2 separate regions of the Homo sapiens genome follow, and region 1 is linked to region 2. Evidence: chromatin contacts called from ENCODE Hi-C or POLR2A ChIA-PET data. All regions are on one chromosome and are shown on one strand. The core of a region is the stretch at or near the end of the contact, and the rest is flanking DNA. Distances in the headings are between cores, read along the strand shown. Region 1 has its middle 51 kb from the start of LINC03002. Region 2 overlaps SGK1 (serum/glucocorticoid regulated kinase 1).

Region 1 (6,244 bases), core at 793-3,292, 300 kb after region 2:
GCCTGGAAGGTAGAGGTTGTAGTGAGGAGAGCATGCCACTGCACTCCAGCCTGGGTGACAGAGTGAGACTCTGTCTCAAAAAAAAAAACAAAAGAAAGAAAGAAAAAAAGAGTCTAAGAAGCAATTAAAAAAAATTCAAGTGCCATTTGTATAAAGTTTCACAAGACTTTTTATGTTGTTTTCCTCAGAAATATTTATAATTTTTAGCACTTTTGTAATTTGAGGGAACGACTAGAATTAAATGGTGAAAATAGAAAAGGAGCTTCTGATGTGAGTGCCATAAGCAATGTATTTTACAAAGTGTGTGAAGAGAAATGAAAAACAAACTTCTTTATTTGAGAGAAAGAAAGGAAGGAAAGAAAGAAAGAGAAAGGAAGAAAGGAAGGAAGGAAAGAAAGAAAGAAAAGAAAAGGAGGGAGGGAGGAAGGAAGGGAGGGAGGGATGGGGAGGGAGAGAGAGAGAGAGGGAAGGGAGGGAGGAAGGAAGGAAGGAAGGAACGAAGGAAACAGAAAATAATTTACTCTTCCCATATTTAGCTTAGTCATCTCTTAGGGACCACCGTGTTCTCTGAACCATCTCTGTGGGCACAACATTATCTCAGGCACTGTGGGCAGCTTCCAGGGAAAAGAGGAGACATGCTTTTAACCCATTAGCAGCTTCCAAGAAAATGATGCAGATGAAATGAACATAATCTATAATGCCTGGAAACACAAACAAACACATATGTATATAGCAGCTGAGGATTGCTTTGTTTTGGTAATATGATTACATATGTGTAAGAAAGAAATTATAGGGTCTAGGTCTATTCATTTGGTGCTTCAGTCCCCCATAGATGTAACACACACCAATTCAAATAGGTAGGCTTATGCATGCCCCCTGTATATAAAGCGTCTGTCTATCTTCACGTAATAAAGCAAATATAGACAAAGGCATTCTCTAAACCAAAGGAGTTTGGGCTGTTTGGAGATCCTGTTATTAGGTCACAGGAATAATTCAGGTTAAATTTTCACAGTCCCTCTATAAGTGAACCATTGAATACATAAAGCATTGAACACACAAGGGCTGTTGGCTTTGATGGTTGGCAAAGTCCACACACCCAGCTCTACCTTTCTTTGCACCACCCTACCCTGCTACATTTTCAAATCCACAGGCAATGTTGAGTGAAAGCTTACTCAACACTGCAGGCACCCCAGGAGTTATCCTGGTGAAATACATAAATGTTCTGTCCTTTCAGATACAGCAAGACTCTTTCAGATTTTAGTGGCTAAAATATAAAGTTTGTAGCCAGTCTTGGGGAAACCTCAACTTCAAACATGAGACAAAATTCAATTCAAGAATCTAGCTTTGCCAAGTTTCTCACTCTATCTGTTTGACATCTTGGTCTTGTCCTTCATCAGGCTTTACTTAAAAAGTAAAACTGAATAAAAATTGATTTCACAATCAACAAAACTTAGCCACTCTCCTGATGTGTTACTTAGCTTAAAAACAATTCTAATTCAGTTCTATAATATAATTATATAACTTAATTAGGTAATTCTACTTTTCAGGCAAAAGTATAACCTAATAAAATCTTCTCAAATTTTATACTCAACAAATCCATGAAGCACAAAAAGGGCCAAACATTTTCTATTACAAAAAAAAGAATAGTTTTTTAAGAATCCATTGAAGACTCCACAATTATACTTTTACATAAATTGACTAAAAATTTTTCCCCAAATCAGAAAGTCGAAATCCAAGAAACTATCAACAAATATACTTTAAAAGGAACAAATAAGTTACTATGCAAAAGAAGCAGAGACTATGTTCAAGAGAAGCATAAATATTCAAATATTTATTTTTTCAGATTTTGTTGGTCTGAATAGCTACTGAGTTTTATACTAATGTCTTTAAATCTGTTACTATGCATAACATTCTACTTGTGGCATGTTTTAAGACACTCTTTGGTCATGTTTTTGCACATTTATAAAATAACAAATTCAGTGTTATTACTCAACAAACTCATAACATAACTGATCTTGTAAAAACGTCATCACTGATGGGAAAGATCCATGCCTACGTTATGACTAAGGGAAGCAGCCCAGTAGCCTCCGGGAGCAAGCAGCTATATGCATCATCGGGTGCATTTGCAAGGTTGGAATTCAGAGCTTTTGCAACAGGCTTCATCCAGGAGGCAGGAAAATAGCATGGGTGTGACTTGGGAAAAGAGCTCCAAGTTAACTGTGGGAAGCCATGGGAAGCCGTGGGAAGGCCACTTGGTTCCCATCTTCTCCCTCTTTCCTGCACTATATCTAAACAAACCTTTTGACAACCGGTAAACTGGGAATTTTGACTGTAGGATCCACAGTTCTAAGATATTTAAAATCTTCCCCTTTTGCAAGGGAAATTATTCAGCTCTGAAAAATTTAGTAGGCTGTTTGGGGGCTGGGTTCCTAGGGAACTTAACTGTTTTAAATAATGCTCTTTGACCTCTAAGGAACAGAGACCCACTTTACTTCAGGGCAGGGCTTGGGTGTTACCTGAAAATATCCACACAGACCAGAATGGATCAGAAGGTCATAAGGCCCTAGATGTTCCCCAGTTTTAGGCCCTGGTCTCTCTCCTTTGATCTCTTTCATGTCCCCTGTCTCATGACCTCTCTGACTCAGTATCTCTCGGTGACATCACTTTCTTCTTCTTTTTTTTTTTTAACCTTTTATTTTAGGTGCAGGTTTGTTACGTAGACAAACTGTGTGTCTCGGGGGTTTGGTGTACAGATTATTTCGTCACCCAGGTAATAAGCTTAGTACCCGGCAGGTAGTTTTTGATCCTCGCCTTCCTCCCACCCTCCACCCTCAAGTAGGCCCCGGTGTTTGTTGTTCCCTTCTTTGTGAAAGACATTCTTTTCTGACCAGCTTTTTCTCTCTTTTCTATGCCACGTCATAACTTCATCTTGCACGTGGCTTTGGCTTACGTGAGCCTGTGGCAATTTGACAGCTCCAATAAAATTACTTCCTGGCAATTCATTCCTTGTTGTTGAGTCCAAATTGCCAAAGGAAAGACTCTGGTTGGCCCAGCTCATCTTTGTGTGCCAGCTCCTGAGTATGTGATGGCAAACCTATGTGCTGGCTGTCTTGAGGTCAGGCTTCTGAAATCTCTGTGCGTGTGTGGGGTGCAGCTCATGAGTTTACAGAGCAAAGACTACAGATGGAGCACACTCCCCAGAAAGGCCTGTGGCCGGGCCGAAAGTGGCCAGTATCTCTAGGAAACTTTATTTTTAATATGCTCTTGGCTCTTTATTAAAATATTCAGCTTTTCATTCAACACATTTTTATCAAGCAATCTCAATGAGTCAGATACAGGGGAGACATCAAAATTTGAGGGGCAGGCTGGGCACGATGGCTCATGCCTGTAATCCCAACAGTTTAGGAGGCTGAAGCAGGCTGATCACTTGAGGTCAGGAGTTCGAGACCAGACTGACCAACATGGTGAAACCCCGTCTCTACTAAAAATACAAAAATTAGCTGGGCATGGTGGCAGGCACCTGTAACCCCAGCTGCTCAGAGACGGAGGTAGGAAAATCGCTTGAACCCAGGAGGCAGAGGTTGCAGTGAGCCGAGACCACGCCACTGCACTCCAGCCTGGGCAGTCAGCCTAAGCAAGACTCCATCTCAAAAACAAACAAACAAACAAACAAACAAACAAACCAAAAAACAAATCGAGGGGCAAATGTGGCTTCTTAGAACAATTTCCCCGGTGACTCCCTGAGATGCAAGTCTTATCCCCCAACAGACTTGTGAAGGGTCAGGCATTTAACCCTCATCATTTGCAGGATGTTTTTGCTTGACAACGCTATGAAATTTATTTATTCTGTCAGAATGGAGGAAAGATGTTTTTAAATACATAATCTCCACCTCTACGTAAAAATCTGGCTTGTATCTTCACAGCACAAAATTCAACATTGGACACCCCCTCAATAGTTTTGGAGGATCTATATCACTTCAATTTCTGAAATGATTTAAATATGAACATATATTTATATATAAATAGAATCACACTAAGATATACATAAAAGCAAATACAGGTGCCAAGGCAGGAAAGGCGGAGGCAGATGGTGTATGGAGAGGAGAAAAGGGGATCCATGTGAAGAGTGATGCTTTCTTATTTAATAAATTCTGAGAGTCCCAGGTTAAAGTCTTGCCATGTTTGTTTGCTTGTTGCTTATTTATTTGGTTGCCATGTTTGTTTTGACTCTTTTTACTCTTGGCAGATACTCAAGCAGTGAAAGATCTGCTTAAGCAGCCCAAAAGCTGCATAAATGCTTTAAATACACCTGATAAATGCTAGCTACACCTGGATTTTTTACTGAAGCAGTGAAAAAGATCTTTCGCTGCCTCAACCAGGTGACCAAGGTCAACATCCACAGCGTAAGTCATGTTCATGGTGTGCAGCCTTGATAAATGGGGTAGCAACAACCCTTCACTTTGTGGTCTACCCTCCAAAGACCCAAAACCCCAGTCTAAACATGAGAAATACATCAGATAAATCCCTGCCGAGGATCATTCTAAAACACACCTGACCAATGCTCCTCAAAACAGCCAAGGTTATCAAAAGCAAGAAAAGTCTGAGAAACTCACAGCCATGAGGGCCCAAGGAGACACAACGACTAAATGTTAAGTATGGAATCTTAGATGCGATTCTGGAGCAGAGAAAGGACATTGGTAAACTTTAAAGATATATGAATACAATATGGGCTTTAGTTAATAATAATTTAACAATATTGGTTCATTAATTTTAACAAAAATACCCCATTAAGATCAGATGTTAATACTAGGGAGCTTGGGTATGAGGTATATAGGAACTGTCCATACTATTGTTCTAATTTTTCTGTAAATCAAAAACTATACAAAAAAGAAATTTATTTAAATAATTAATACACTAGTACTACTTAGAAAAAGGAAAGAAAGGTTTTTATGTAAATTTTAATAGGGTAGTGCTGATGTTATGCTTGAACTTCAGAGATTCTCTTGTAAATTCTCTAGAGTTATGCTACCTTATACATTCTTATTGCTCACAGATTCTGGATATTTAAAAAAGAGAGAGAAATGGGGAGTGGATATTCCTTAGGGAATAAGAGGCCTTAAAATTGAATTTAGTGGCAAGATCAAATCTTTAAGACTAGGCTTCACTTTTTAAAATAGTGCAATAATTTTTATTATGCAATAACAAATGTTGTAAATATATGAAAAGGGAAAAAAAACCCAGTGCCCCTATATAGCATATCATCTATTTTCTTTTTTTATTCCATATTTCTTCCCACTCACTGCAATTATAATACTGATGAAATTGAGCATTCAGATTTTTACACTAAAATTTTATTGTAACATTTTTCTAGGTTATTTCGTATCTTAAAATTTTCACTTTAAAGTTCTGGATAATAGTCCACTGAGTGGTTATACCATAATTTAGCTGAACAATTCCCTACTGCTATTTTAAATAACCATTTCTACCACAGAAGAATCAAACTCTCCCCTACCCTTCCTGTGTCCCCAACTGAGAGCTGAGATGTGACTATGGTACATTTATTCCTTGGAAAAACATGCAGTGTCTGAACTCTTGACCTGTACTGTACCTCCTGCCAGGGTCCCGGGAGGAGGTGTGCAGCTTTGAGGCTGCTCAGCAGTTTTTGGGCTGAAGAGTTTCTGCTCTGCCATTCTGGAGCTAGACCAGGCTTTGCCTTTCCCTTCCTAGGTTGTACAATGCTTCCCTCTAAAATCAAAGTTATCTGGCCTTAGGCATTTAAAATACATCCCCCTGCTCAAAAAAGAGAAGATGAAGTTTGCTGTTCTTAATTTTAGGCACTGCATGTCTTAAAAGTGAAATCTTTTCATAGACAAGCACTCAACAAAGGGAATAATAACAGGTGAGGGAGGCAGAGCTGATCATCAATCATAAAGCTGCAGTGTCTGGAAAAGTGGAGGTCATGCATTATTTGTAAGATGTCATCACATTACGATCATCTCTGAAGCCTGTCAACTCCAGAGAAATAAATGCTAGCTGCACCTGGCCTTTACTCCTTGTGTGTACGTGTGTTTAAATCACAAGTGACTAAATGAGATTTGTTTTTCTTCTTAACGTCACTGCAGAAGTACAAGCTCAAGTTTGGTCTTGCCACAGTCAAAGAAAAGGAAGTGGATTTATCACAATTTTTTAAAAAGGTGTTCTATGGCAAAAAGCACAGGACAGCAGGGAGTTCACCCCAAAATGT
Region 2 (6,840 bases), core at 2,186-4,685:
CCATAGTGGTTGCACTAGTTTACATTCCCACCAGCAGTGTAAAAGTGCTCCCTTTTGGCTGGGCTCGGTGGCTCACGCCTGTAATCCCAGCACTTTGGGAGGCCGAGGTGGGCAGATTGCCTGAGGTCGGCAGATTGCCTGAGGTCAGGAGTTCGAGACCAGCCTGGCTAACATGTTGAAACCCCATCTTTACTAAAAATACAAAAAATTAGCCAAGCATGGTGGTGCATGCCTGTAGTCCCAGCTACTCAGGAGGCTGAGGAAGGAAAATCACTTGAACCAGGGAGGCAGAGGTTGCAGCGAGCTGAGATCCTGCCACTGCACTCCAGCCTGGGCGACAGAGTGAGACTCTGCCTCAAAAAAAAAAAAAAAAAAAGGTGGTCCCTTTTCACCACATCCGCACCAGCATCAATTTTTTTTTTTTTTTACTTTTTCATAATGGCCATTCTTGCAGGAGTAAAGTGGTATCTAATTGTGGTTTTAATTTGCATTTCCCTGATAATTAGTGATGCTGAGCATTTTTTTCATATGTTTGCTGGCTGTTTGTATATCTCCTTTTGAGAATTGTCTATTCATGTCCTTTGTTGACTTTTTGATGGGGTTTTTTTTTCTTTCAGTTTTCGTTTCCTTGTAACACATCTATTCTGTAAGGATAAAGATGTCTGTAAAATAAGAGACCATTAACTTGTGCTAAAGGTCAGTATTTTTTTTAAGGGATAAAAAGATAAAATTTGCTGGGAAACAAATGTTAGGAACAACTGACTGGTATTGGCTGAGAGGACGGAGTTGCTGAAGAGTTTGCCTTCCAAGGTGGACTGTCCCACTTCACCAGTAATTTTCTTGTGAAAAGTGTTGACTAAAACCAAACCAAACAAAAATAAGTTTTTAAAGAATTAAAGTGAGTTTTCTTTAGAAGTCTTATTGCAGGCTGTAGACTGATGACTACAGTCTGGAAGTAGTTTGTAGAGAGGTTTCGTTAGTAACCTGTTTTGGCTAATATTTTAATCTATTTATATACAGGTGGTGGAGGTTTAGTATGTATAAAATTGTATTAGATTTGTTTAGAAGTTATATTAAAGTAGAATTATATTAAGGTTTGAACGTAAGAGTATATTTGGGCTGCGCCTCGTGGCTCATGCCTGTAATCCCAACACTTTAGGAGGCCTGTCTCTACAAAAAATAAAATAATTAGCTGGGCATGGTGGTGCACACCTGTAGTCCCAACTGCTTGGGAGGCTGAGGTAGGAGGACCTCCTGAGCCTGGGAGATTAAGGCTGCAGTAAGCCGTGATTGCCACTGCACTCCAGCGTGGGTGACAGAGCACAGAGCAAGACCTTGTCTAAAAACAAAATACAATATTTTTTTTTTTTTTTTTTTTTGAGACGGAGTCTCGCTGAGTGCAGTGGCGCGATCTCGGCTCACTGCAAGCTCCGCCTCCCGGGTTCAAGCCATTCTCCTGCCTCAGCCTCCAGATTAGCTGGGACTACAGGCTGGGACACGATGCCCGGCTAATTTTTTTGTATTTTTTAGTAGAGACGGGGCTTCCCCGTGTTAGCCAGGATGGTCTCAATCTCCTGACCTTGTGATCCGCCCGCCTCAGCCTCCCAAAGTGCTGAGATTACAGGCGTGAGCCACTGTGCCTGGCCTAAAAACACAAATTTTTAAAAAAGAGTATATTTAGTTATCTGGTTATAGGTTATAGAAGTATAATTATTAATTTTGTTAGACATTATTTTGTGTGTAGAAAAAGACAAGGACTAGGGCTTTTTATTTTTTAAGGAATATAGTGATTTAGGTAAAGAGAGGTTGGGGGCATTTGGGAGTTGTATGTCTTATTTTGTTTTGTCTCTACAGTATTTTCTTGGAGAAGTCTTTTTTTGTTTTGTTTTTTGAGACGGAGTGTCACAGTGGTACCATCTTGGCTCACTGCTACCCCCACCTTCTGGGTTCAAGCAATTTTCTAGCCTCAGCCTCCCAAGTAGCTGGGACTTCAGGCACATGTCACCATGCCCAGCTAATTTTTGTGTTTTTGGTAGAGATGGGGTTTCACCATGTTGGCCAGACTGGTCTCAAATTTGTGACCTCAAATGATCCACCTGCCTCGGGCTCCCAGATAGCTGGGATTACAGGCATGAGCCACCACTCCCAGCCTTGGAGAATTATATGTTATAGAGTCAGGAGTTTTGTAAAATTATGTTGGCAAGTAGAAATGAATAAATATAATTTTTTTATGTTTGTTATTTTGTCCTATAAATTTTTTTGTTATAAATTAATTGTCTGGTTGTATTTATAAGATTAATGATTGTTTATATAGATAAGAAGGCTTTTTTTTTTTTTTTAAGGAAGATTGGTAATTTTGAGTTGTAGGAGTAAGGAATGAGTATTGGGCCTAGTGTGTATATTTGTCTATTTATTGGAAAATACGTTTTGGATTGTATTTATTTTTTATTTACTGTGATTTGGTTTTTTATATTTAATATAATATTTTAATAAGACTACTATAAGGATAGTATAGGTTGTGTATAATAGTATATATTTAATAGTATTAAAGTGAGTTGTAGATTGGAAAATGTGATAATGACTTAATAAAGTTAGAATATCAATTTGTACATTTTAAGATGAATTGTGTGTTTTTGTATTTACATGTATTAGAGTTTTTTTATGGAAAGTAATTTTGTACTATGCAAGAGACATAGGGGACCCTGTGCTCTATTTTGTTTTGTTGTTAAAGTATCTTTTGGAGAGCTGTATGTTGTCACAGAGTCAGGAGCTTTGTGAAGTTACTTTGTTGGCAAGCAGAAATGAGTAAACATAGCTTTTCATGTTTGTTATTTTGTCTTACACAAAGATGCCATCTCCTTACCTAACCTAAGATGTGACTCTAATAGATAAAATGATAAGGAACATAAACTAAGACAAGAGATCTCTTGGGATGTCTTCAGATCATGAGGGCTAAACATGACTCAGACCGGAAGGTTAGTGTTTACCAAGACCCTTCTTACAGCTGGGGAAAATGAAGGCAAATTAAGTTTAGCCTAAGCTAAAACAGGAGCAACTTGGTTATGGTAAAAAGAGATATTGCCCTATGGGAAGGGCTACTACAAGAATTCTTTCCATACTTAAACTTCAGTAGCAATCTGACAAGTTTTTAAGTGGAGTCTGAATGTAAAACATTCAGAGAGAACCCTTGGTCAGTAGCAGGATAGAGGTTGCAATAAACACAGAGAACTAGTGGCATTTCAAGGAACAGTGAGGAGACAGGTCTGGTTGAAGCAGAAGCTCTTTTGTGAGATCAGTAGAAAATACGCCTGGAGAAAAAGCCTGTTTAAAACTAAACATCTTTTCCAAGGGTAAAACATAAAATCCTTGAAATTAGGCTTTCTAATGGGCAAAGAGATGTCTTCAACCATTTTATGATGAGAAATACATTGGTTCATCCTCAGAGGTCTCTGAACAAAAAGGGGAACACATGTGAAGGTAGTCATGAGGGAGCCTCTGTGAATCATAAGGAGAACTGATTGCAAAACCAGAAGCCAGCAGAAACAAAACAATTCATAAAATTACAGAGGCGGTATTCGGAAGTTCTAAATACTTTTTTTTCCATCTCAGAAATGCTTGGTATCCTAATAATATTTTCTTTGTGATACGTTTTCTATACTCTTAGTAATTTTCCCTGGTCTTGATCTCATCATTAAAGAGGATGAAACCAACACCAGGAAATGTCCATAAGCAGGAAACCACATTTTTATTCCATCACTCATAAAGCATCATTCATAATAATCAGTGTCAGTTTAGCTATAGCAACAGATGCTAACATACACATAGTAAGAGCCTACAAAGGCTCTTTTAAATGTCAGTTTAATTTAAACCTTAACCTCAGATTTTTTCCACAGATACAGTGAGAAACCACAAAGATCCTCCTGTCCTAATGCTCCCTCCATACTCTGCAATAAAAGTTCTTGTTTTGGAAATAGAGAAACCTGTCTGAATCAGCAGTCTTGGCTTGCTGTGTCCTCCATGACCACACCACATGTTCCATACCTTTAGCCTTCATAGGGGCTGGAAAAAACTCTGTCTCCCTTGTCTACCCATTTTCACTGTGGAGTTCGGCTGCACATTTCAGGTGGAAAGGAGGTAGTGTACTAAAATTGCAAAGTATTTCTTTTAATTGGCAATGAATTTAAACAATATTCATTGATTCTTCCACTATGAACAAGCTAGTGTTCCCTGGGGGATAAACAGATGAATAATTGGATAAGCCTTTACTACTCAGGAAGTGTATAGTCTAGAGGAGTGCAGTCCAATAGGAATAGAATATAAACCACAGACACAATGTAAATGTTCTAATGGACACATTAAGTGAAGTAAAAAGAAACATGAAATTAATTTCAAACATATACTTTATTTAACTCAATGTACCCCCAACATTATCATTCTAAATTGTACTTAATATAAAATTATTAATGAAATATTTTATATTCTCTTTTTTTTTCCATACTGTGTTTAAAATCTGGTATGTATTTTACATCTAAAGTACATCTCGATTCAGACTAGCCACAATTCAGGTGCTCAATAGTCACATGTAGCTGGTGGCTACCACATCAGACCCTATAGGTCTCATATGTAGCAGAGAAAAAGACATACAGAGGCTGAGGCGAGCGGATCACTTGAGCACAGGAGTTCAAGACCAGCCTGGGCGACACAGTGAGACCTCTGTCTCTACAAAAAATAAAAAAGTAGCTATGTGGCCTGGTGCAGTGGTTCATGCTTGTAATCCCAGCACTTTGGGAGGCTGAGGCGGGTGGATCACATGAGATCAAGAGTTCAAGACCAGCCTTACCAACATGGTGAAACCCCATCTCTACTAAAAAAATACAAAAATTAGCTGGGCGTGGTGGCAGGCACTTGTAATCCCACTACTCAGGAGGCTGAGGCAGGAGGATTGTTTGAACCCGTGAGGGGGAGGTTACAGTGAGCCGAGACCACGCCATTGCACTCCAGCCTGGGCAACAAGAGCAAAGCTCCTTCTCAAAAAAAAAAAAAAAAAAAAAAAATTAGCTATGCATGTTGGCATACATCTGTAGTCCTAGCTACTCAGGAGGCTGAGGTGGGAGGATTGTTTGAGCGCAGGAGTTCGAGGCTGCACTGAGCTATGATCTTGCCACTACACTCCAGCCTGAGTGACACAGCAAGACCCTGCCTCTAAAAAAAAAAGAAAAGAAAAGAAAAGAAAAGAAAAAGACTTGTTGGAGCCTACTCCCACTCTGTGGAGTGTACTTTTGTTTCAATAAATCTGTGATTTTCTGTCAAAAAAAAAAAACAAAGACAAATGACAGCAATACAAGCTCCATTTGGTTTGGGATGAGGAGGACATTTTCCATGGAAGAGATGGCACTTGAAATTAATGTTCCAAATAATGGTTGTGAGTTGAGCAAGCAGAGACAGAAAAAATGAAGAGTGTAGTTCACAGTGAAGGACCCGTAGAAGCAATAACTTAGGGGAGGAAAATGGCAGGGCGCTGCAGCTCTGTTCAATACATGGAGCTTCTCATTGTGCCTCAGATAATGACAGAACTTCTTAAGGAGGCCTGCGAAGTCCTAGCTAGTTTATTTTCTACTTTGCTGTTCAAACATATTCCCTATTTTCAGGCTCTCTGCTTGAGCCACAGAAGTCTCTGGGCCACCTCCTATAAACTACTCATGTCTTCCCACCCAGGGCTTTACATGTGCAGGGCCCTGCCTGGAACTTATCTGGTTTGGCCCATCATTGTTTCTAGCACCTAGCAGAGGGCTCAGCACATATTCAGTCCTCAAAAAATATATTGAAGTGAATGGATGAGTGATTTGAGAGGCAGGTAGGGAAGAAGATGATGAGAAGGCAGGAAAGGTTGCTTGAGGGCTTGTTGCTGAGGGCCTTGGGTGCCACATTAAGGGTTTGCAATGAATTCAGTGAGCAAACCAGGTCCATGCCTCTAATCTACATCTTAATAGGACTTGCATATTAGATACTGAGCTGCAGCTCAGCCACGTGTGGGATGATTTGGAGTGAAAGGTAGGCAGTGAAGCGCCCTGTTAGGAGCCCTCTGAAGGAGTCCAGAGGAGAATCAATCAGGCCTCCTTACTGTAGCAGAGCGGTGGATGTAGGCATTAGTTACACACTTAAAATAAAAATTACAGGAGGCTGTTGAACTAAGCTCCTGCACTAGGCCCCAACAGACCGGACTAAAAATCAAAATGGAGTCACCTATGCTACAGTTCCACATCAGCAAACCCAAACTAAGTTGTTATCTGACCTTACGAGAAATCCAAAGAGAGATAACAGCCAATATCCCACACAGCCCAGTTTCAGTCTTCAGTTGGCATGATAATAAAGCCTTCTTTGCTTTGATCCTTATGCAAGAAAAGTGGCCTAAAGACACCTAATGTTAATCAGTTGTTTTTCTATTGTTCTGTCTCCCTGTTCTGCCTCACAAGGAAAGTAGCCTTAAAATGACGAATAACTCTTTGTTCTTTGTTTCTTTCTTCAGGCCTCCTCTGTCTATATAAAGCTAATCCCCTTTGCTTAGCTGATTGGAACACTTATTCTATTTTATGGGATGAACTGTTGCCTGATTCTAAAATTGCAATAAAGCCAACTGAAATCTTTAAACTACATTTGTGGCCAGGCACGATGGGTCACGCCTGTAATCCAACAACTTTGGGAGGCCAAGACAGGCAGATCACTTGAGGTCAGGAGTTCGAGACCAGCCTGACCAACATGGTGAAACTCCGTCTCTACTAAAAATACACATACAAAAAATAGCCAGGCATGGTGGCACGTGCTTTTAATCCCAGCTATTCA

What was found. Hi-C counts contacts between places; a loop is a spot of excess contacts on that map. ChIA-PET counts read pairs that join two places held with the same protein, here RNA polymerase II (POLR2A).
Region 1: a loop to region 2 is called in a map of mammary epithelial cell, with 15 times the contacts of the local background. The contact joins two enhancer-like sites. A Hi-C loop is called at or near these places in 1 of 168 maps with a recorded cell type or tissue (mammary epithelial cell). POLR2A ChIA-PET finds 5 or more read pairs at or near these places in 2 of 52 experiments (Panc1 and activated naive CD8-positive, alpha-beta T cell).

What each region holds. Positions count from the first base shown.
Region 1 is chr6:134,587,614-134,593,857 of GRCh38, forward strand. No RefSeq gene overlaps it. Among named protein-coding and RNA genes, the nearest start is that of LINC03002, 51 kb to the left of the region's middle. Within about 2 kb of position 2,043, at least 4 of the 41 ENCODE cell types and tissues checked have a DNase peak (open chromatin) inside an H3K27ac peak, as active enhancers do; they include mammary epithelial cell, where a contact is called at or near this core.
Region 2 is chr6:134,285,121-134,291,960 of GRCh38, forward strand. The region is part of intron 1 of SGK1 (serum/glucocorticoid regulated kinase 1); the gene reads right to left. Among named protein-coding and RNA genes, the nearest start is that of SGK1, 30 kb to the right of the region's middle. Within about 2 kb of position 3,436, at least 8 of the 41 ENCODE cell types and tissues checked have a DNase peak (open chromatin) inside an H3K27ac peak, as active enhancers do; they include mammary epithelial cell, where a contact is called at or near this core.